Regions from separate parts of the Homo sapiens genome. Here region 1 is linked to region 2. A link is a contact called in ENCODE Hi-C or POLR2A ChIA-PET data. All regions are on one chromosome and are shown on one strand. The core of a region is the stretch at or near the end of the contact, and the rest is flanking DNA. Distances in the headings are between cores, read along the strand shown.

Region 1 (3,203 bases), core at 215-2,714, 66 kb before region 2:
AGACGGGGTTTCATCATGTTGGCCAGGCTGGTCTCGAACTCCTGACCTCAAGTAATCCATCCACCTGGGGCTCCCAAAGTGCTGGCATTACAGGCATGAGCCATCATGCCCAGCCCTGAATTATTTTTTAAAAAGTAGAGATGGGGTCTCATTATGTTGCCCAGGCTGGTCTCAAACCCCTGGGCTCAAGCAATCCTTTCACCTCAGCCTCCCCAAGTGCTGGGACGACAGGTGTGAGCCATCATGCCCAGCTGGCACCATGTTTCTTGTACGGCCTGCAGAACTGTGGCCTAACTAAACTTCTTTTCTTTGTGAATTACCCAGCTTCCTGTATTCTTTTACAACAACACAAACAGACTAAGACTGGAGGACTGCCTCTCCCAGGCTAGACAATTCCTAGAGATAGGAGGCAGCTCTCTGGGGAGGTGGAATTGGCAGGCATCTCTCTAGGGAGCAAAGGCAAACCAGTCCAGAGCCATACCCAACCACCTCCTTTATACAGCTCTCAGCTCCTGGCTGCCATCCACCAGCCATAATCACCACAGAGCCGGGTACCAGGAAGCTGGCTGGGGACAGCCCCTTTCCCCAGAGCCTGCTGCCAATCGTAAACCTCTTTAGCCTGCCTTGCCTATTCCTTCCCGTGGCAACCGTGTCAAAGGGGCTTGCCCACATTTTCCCCCTGCTCCCTCTGCCTCCTGGCTGATGCCACCTGGTGCTTCCCTCTGTGGCCCTATGTGGCATGGCCTGCTTCCTGTTCACAGGGAACTACGAGCAAACTCCTTCCCTCATGATAGTCATTTGCATATCTGCTTGTCTTACTATACTTCATTAAAACAAATCTCAGGCCCCCTTAAGACATAAAGACAGGCCAGGTGCGGTGGCTCACGCCTGTAATCCCAGCACTTTGGGAGGCCGAGGCAGGTGGGTCACCTGAGGTCAGGAGTTTGAGACCAGCCTGGCCCACATGGTGAAACCCCATCTCTCCTAAAAATACAAAAATTAGCCGGCCATGGTGGCAGGTGCCTGTAATCCCAGCTACTCAGGAGGCTGAGGCAGGAGAATCGCTTGAATCCAGGAGGCGGAGGTTGCAGTGAGCCGAGATCGCGCCATTGCACTCCAGCCTGGGTAACAAGAGCAAAACTCTGTCTCAAACAACAACAACAAAAACAACGAAACAAATACAGCAAGAGCAGAGCGCCTGCCCAGAGAGAATGCACAACCCCTGGTCTGCCTCCAAACAGGACTGTTTCCTGAGCGGTCGGCCCACTGCTCCCTGTCCCTGTCTCACTCTTGACTCCTCCACACCAAGTACCTCTGCAGGCCCAGCAGGTGTGTCTTACCAGTGGCTGTGGCAGGGCATGCCAGGAGCAGACAGACCACCCCGACCAGGACCCCGGACTCCACTCTCACTGCTCTCTCCATTCTCCTTACAACTGGTTCGACAGAAGCTTCAGAAGGTGGAATAAGATCCCTGCCCTTCAGCACCACCGATCTCTAAAGGGCTGTGATATAGAACCTCCAAGGACAGCGCCACCTAGCTGGTGGCCAGCCCCATGCTCAGGCTGAGCCAGAGGCAGGGCTAGATGAGTGCCCTGCAGAGGCCTGGTTGATATGACAGCCCTCCCCGTCCCACTGTTTTCAAATTCCAGCTCTCCTGACTTGGTGATCTCCATGAAATCCTGTGCGTTCATCCCAAGGTGACCACATCACTGACCCTAGGAAGTGGTGGCCAGTGACCCTGGGGTGCCACTCCGAGTGGGCAACCCAGCCTGAGGTGAGGGCTTGATATGGTTTGGATGTTTTGTCCCCTCCAAATCTCATGTTAAAATGTGAAAGAAAATAAAACAGTGATGATAATAGGACCCACCTCATAGCATTGAAGTGAGGGTACATGTTTGCATGTGTGTGTGAGTGTGTGTGTGAAAACATGAGGCTTGGGACTGGGTGTGGTGGCTCATACCTGTAATCCCAGTGCTTTAGGAGGATGGGGCAGGAAGATCGCTTGAGCCCAGGAGTTTGAGACCAGCCTGGGCAACACAGGGAGACACGTCTCTAGAAAAAATAAAAAAAATTAGCCAGGTGTGATGGTGCATGCCTGTGGTCCCAGCTACTTGGGAGGCTGAGGTGAGAGGATCACTTGAGCCCAGGTTGTCGAGACTGCAGTGAGCTGTGATAATGCCACTGCACTCTAGGCTAGGCTATAGAGCAAGACAAAGAAAGAGAGAAAGAGAGAGAGAGAAGAAAGAAAGGAGAGAGAGAAAGAAGGAGAGAGAGAAAGGAGAGAGAGAAAGAAAAAGAGACAGAAAAAGAGAAAGAAACAAAAAGAGAAAAAAGAAAAATAGAGAGAGAAAGAAAGAGAGAGAGGGAGGGAGGGAGGGAGGGGAGGGGAGAGGAGGGGAGGGGCTTGGAACCAGAACTCATGGAAGCCTGAGGAGAGGAGAGTCTGGGAACCAGAACTGATGGAAGCCTGCTCTTGACCGGGGCGGGGATCTGCAGGGCATCTGTCTCTCTGCTGGCTTAGGAGGCTCCCACCCCCAGGGAGGGCAGGACTCACTTCTGGGCCTCAGTGTCAGGAACATGGCTGGCTGGGAGTAGGCGGTGGGAGGATGGATAGATATTTGCTGGCCCAGTGAAAGACAGAGTGAGGGTTGTGCCTAAACACGATGCCAGATCCTCTTCCGGGGCTCCAGCTGGCACCCAGAGCTGAAGAGACAGGCTTTAGGATGAAACTTCCCTTCTGCCAAAAATAACTAGTGCCAGCTGGGCATTGTGGCACAAGTCTGTAGTCCCAGCTACTCAGGCGGCTGAGGCAGGAGGATTGCTTCAGCCCAGGAGCTTGAGGCCAGCTTGGGCAACATAGCAAGACTCTCTCTCTAAAAAAAAATTCATAAAAAACCATTGCAGCTTCCTGAATCTTCCCCGGCAGCCTGGGGTGGGGTCTCCTTTTCAGAGCTGCCTCCAGACTTTGTCCTTCCCTATTCCACCTTCCTCTTCTTGTTGCCATCACAGCCCTGCCACCCCCCAGCCACACCCCCTTGATCATTTGCTGAAGATTTTAGCACCTGGCTCTGGCATGCTTTCCACCTTCAACACTCACATCAAGGCACCTGGATCTCTTCTCCGCCCACAATCTTACCTTCCATCTTCGGGTATAGATGCTGCCAGGAGAGCTCTCCATCTGCTCCCAAGGCCACGTTTCCCAA
Region 2 (3,311 bases), core at 91-2,590:
TTCTTCTGTGGATCTTCAGTTGCTTCAGGTGATCTGGATGTATACGTGCAGGTCACAAGGGATATGATGGCTTAGCTTGGGCTTAGAGGCCGGACATTGTTGAGGCTACAGTGAGCCATGATCCTGCCACTGCACTCCAGTCTGGGCAACAGAGTGAGACTCTGTCTCAAAACAAAAAGCCCATAGCAAGAAGCAAAAGTTGGAGGGTTCTCGGCTCCATCCCAGGGATAACCAGGGCACAGGCCCAATGCTTGCAAGAGGTGACTTCAGCTTGTGAGGAAAGACAAGGATCTCTTTCTCTTTTCCCACTCTTTCCTCCCTAACATTTTAAATGCATGTGCAAGTGCCTACTTCATACCAGGCACTGGGCTGATCCCTGGGGACTCAGAGGAGAGTCAGAGGAGGTCCCTGGTGCCGCCAAGAGGGCAGACAGACTGACAGACATTGGCAAGCTATCTGAGGAGATGTGATGGAGGTCCCAGTGCCATGGGAACTGGAGACAGGAGCTGGTACTGCCTGGAAAGCCAGGAAGTCTTCCCAGGGCAGGGGATGCTTCAGCAGAGTCATGCTGAGTCGCAGGAACAAGACAGGTGGAGGTGGATGGTGCAGTGGTAGGTGTTCCAGCGGAGGGAACAGCAAGGCCAAAGGCCTGGCATGTTCTAGGAACATGTGACAGCCATGCCCACCCTGCTGGGAACAGATGGAGGAGGCTGGAGAGGCCACCCTGGGGAGAGGGAGTCTGAGCTTTCCTCCTTAGGGTGAGGGGGAGCCATGGTTCGGAGCAAAGGAGTGACATGGTCACGATGACTGTGGTGTAGTGGGTGGAACTGACTAGACGGACAGCCGTCATTTGGGGCAGTGGAAGATAAAGGTGGTGTAGTCCATTATTGGAACTGGGACAGGGGAGGACAGATGGGAATGGCCCCCCGGGCTGCTGGAAGAGTGGTTGTGGGGACTGGCTGTAGGGAATGGGGTAGGGAGGATGGGGGTCAGAGGCATGGGGTGGTCCACAGAGGAGAACAGCCATGCGGGGGAAGATGGTCAAGGTGGCAGCCACTCCCCCACCATCTGGAGCTCACTGCCTGGCTCTGGCTTCTCCTGGGACCCCAGCAGTTCCTTCCCTACAAGACAGGGCTGGGTGACCACAGGACCGGCCCTTCCTCCACCCACACTTGTTCCCAGCCCCAAAGACATCCCAAGTCCCAGGAGGCTTTCCAAAGGTGCTCCAAGCTGCAGTCGCCAGGAGACCCAGCTTGGGCTGGGGACAGGCCTCAGGCCGCATCTCATGAACATTTTCCTCCAACGGCACTCAGCTGATGCCAGTGTGGTCAGATGGCGACATCTAGAGGCAACTTCTGCTTCATGCTGCCTCACTCACAGAACCCCACAGCCAAAGGCTCCCCACTGGTGTTCTCATCATGCCACCCTCAGGATTTAGTAACCAAGACACCAGTCAGAGCTTGGAAGAGCTTCTCCACCCCTTCATGCCAAAGCCCAGTACAGGGCTGGCAAGGTCCCTGGGACCCCAAGTGAACCGTGGACACTCTCCCCTTCCACAGGCCCAGGAGCATGCTGGCTGGTTGACAACCTTCCCCACACCATCCCTTCACTGCTTCGTTTCAGAGGAAGGGATTCTAGCAGCTCAGCCAACTCTCCGCTCATACAGCAATGTCCTCACCTCCGCCTCACCATCCGGGATCATCCTGTGTCCAGGGCCCTGAGTGAGAACACAGAATGGCCCTCACCTTTCTGTAGTGTTCCCCTTTTTCTGTTTTTGTTTGTTTGTTTTGTCTTGTTTTGTTTTGGAGACAGGAACTCATTCTGTCACCCAAGCTGCAGTGCAGTGGTGCGATCATCTCTCTTTGCAGCCTTGACCTCCCGGGCTCAAGCGATCCTCACACTTCAGCCTCCCAAGTAGCTGGGACCACAGGCATGCACTACTACACCTGGCTATGTAGTGTTCTTTTTTTGGCGAATTGTTCATTTCCATCCACCCACACCCAAAGCCCCTCTGGTACTGGACACTCCTCACCAACTTTCCTTGCTTTTCACAGCCATGCAGCCACTCACTGTTTGCCTCCTTCTCTCTCACCTGCTCCTCCCTGAATTGTCTATCCACCACACCATCAGTCCTCCCATCCTTCCTCACTCATTCCACAGGCAGCCTGTGCACCCCCAGGGCAGGACAGGGGACCAGGACTGTAGCCACAGGGGTGGGGATGAGGAGGAGGCAAACGAGGAAACAAGAATACCCAAAAGCCCTGGTATCAACATGCAGGGAAAGTGGGGGACTGAGGCAGGACTTTCTGCTTTGCCCCCTCCCTACCTCTATGCTGATGAAGAGCCAGCCATGCCTCCAGCCCTTCCTGAGGCCACCACATGATCTTGCTTATTTTCCCATTCCAGGAGGTCACCTGCAGGGCTCCTCCCACCTAGCCACAATGGCTAGTCCCGCTGCCTCCACAGTGGCCCTGCAGCCCCATCCCAGACCCACTGCACGGGGTCACAAGCTTGTGCAGGGTGGACAGAGCAGTAGCTCATGGCAGACATTCCTTCTGTTCATCTGTTGCAGGGAAAATGGGGTGAGGCATGGGAGGGGTTCCCAGAATCCCAGAAAGGCAGAAGGAGTTGAGATCTGAGACAGAGTAGGCTTTGGAGACTCCCTCCACAGACCACTCTCCCAGGGGCTAGGTTAATGGGCCTGCTTTGGGAAGCTGGGGCAGGTGAATCACCTGAGGTCAGGAGTTCGAGACCAGCCTGGCCAACATGGTGAAACCTCATCTCTACTAAAATACAAAAATTAGCCAGGTGTGGCTGCACATGCCTGTAGTCCCAGCCACTCGGGAGGCTGAGGCACAAGAATCACTTGAACCCAGGAGGTGGAAGTTGCAGTGAGCCAAGATCACGTCACTACACTCCAGCCTGGGTGACAGAGTGAGACTCTGTCTCAAAAAAAGAAAAAATGAAAAAAAAAAAAAAAAAAAGAAAAAGAACTGGGGCTGGACACGGTGGCTCACATCTGTAATCCCAGCACTTTGAGAGCCTGAGGCAGGAGGATCACTTGAGGCCAGGAGTTCAAGGCTGTAGTGAGCCATGACTGCACCACTGCACTCCAGCCTGGGCAATAGAGCAAGACCCTGCTAAAAAAAAAAAAAAAATATATATACATATATATATATATATATATATATATATATATACACACATATATATCAGAACTGGAGCCCAGGCCTCCACAGCCCCGCTCCCCCACTCCACCCTCCCTCCCACTTCCTGCCTTGCTCCTCCCAGCTAGATGATTTCCCAGATCA

What was found. A loop is a pair of places that touch in the nucleus more often than their neighbours do. ChIA-PET counts read pairs that join two places held with the same protein, here RNA polymerase II (POLR2A). Pooled maps may share reads with other maps.
Region 1: a loop to region 2 is called in a map of psoas muscle, with 2.8 times the contacts of the local background. The contact joins the promoter of CES3 here to the enhancer-like site in region 2. A Hi-C loop is called at or near these places in 23 of 168 maps with a recorded cell type or tissue (B cell, CD4-positive, alpha-beta T cell, CD4-positive, alpha-beta memory T cell and 17 more), 7 of 37 single-sample maps with no recorded cell type and 21 of 50 pooled maps. POLR2A ChIA-PET finds 5 or more read pairs at or near these places in 8 of 52 experiments (H1, HEK293, MCF 10A and 5 more).

What each region holds. Positions count from the first base shown.
Region 1 is chr16:66,959,527-66,962,729 of GRCh38, reverse strand. It overlaps CES3 (carboxylesterase 3), which reads right to left and starts at 1,464. Exons shown (of 13, transcript NM_024922.6): 1 at 1,341-1,464. The coding sequence starts at 1,422. RefSeq lists enhancers at 1,273-1,482, 1,267-1,768, 1,573-1,822.
Region 2 is chr16:66,893,401-66,896,711 of GRCh38, reverse strand. LOC124903700 (a long non-coding RNA gene) reads right to left here. Exons shown (of 2, transcript XR_007065089.1): 2 at 1-1,717. Among named protein-coding and RNA genes, the nearest start is that of PDP2, 15 kb to the right of the region's middle. Within about 2 kb of position 1,340, at least 4 of the 41 ENCODE cell types and tissues checked have a DNase peak (open chromatin) inside an H3K27ac peak, as active enhancers do; they include heart right ventricle and psoas muscle, where a contact is called at or near this core.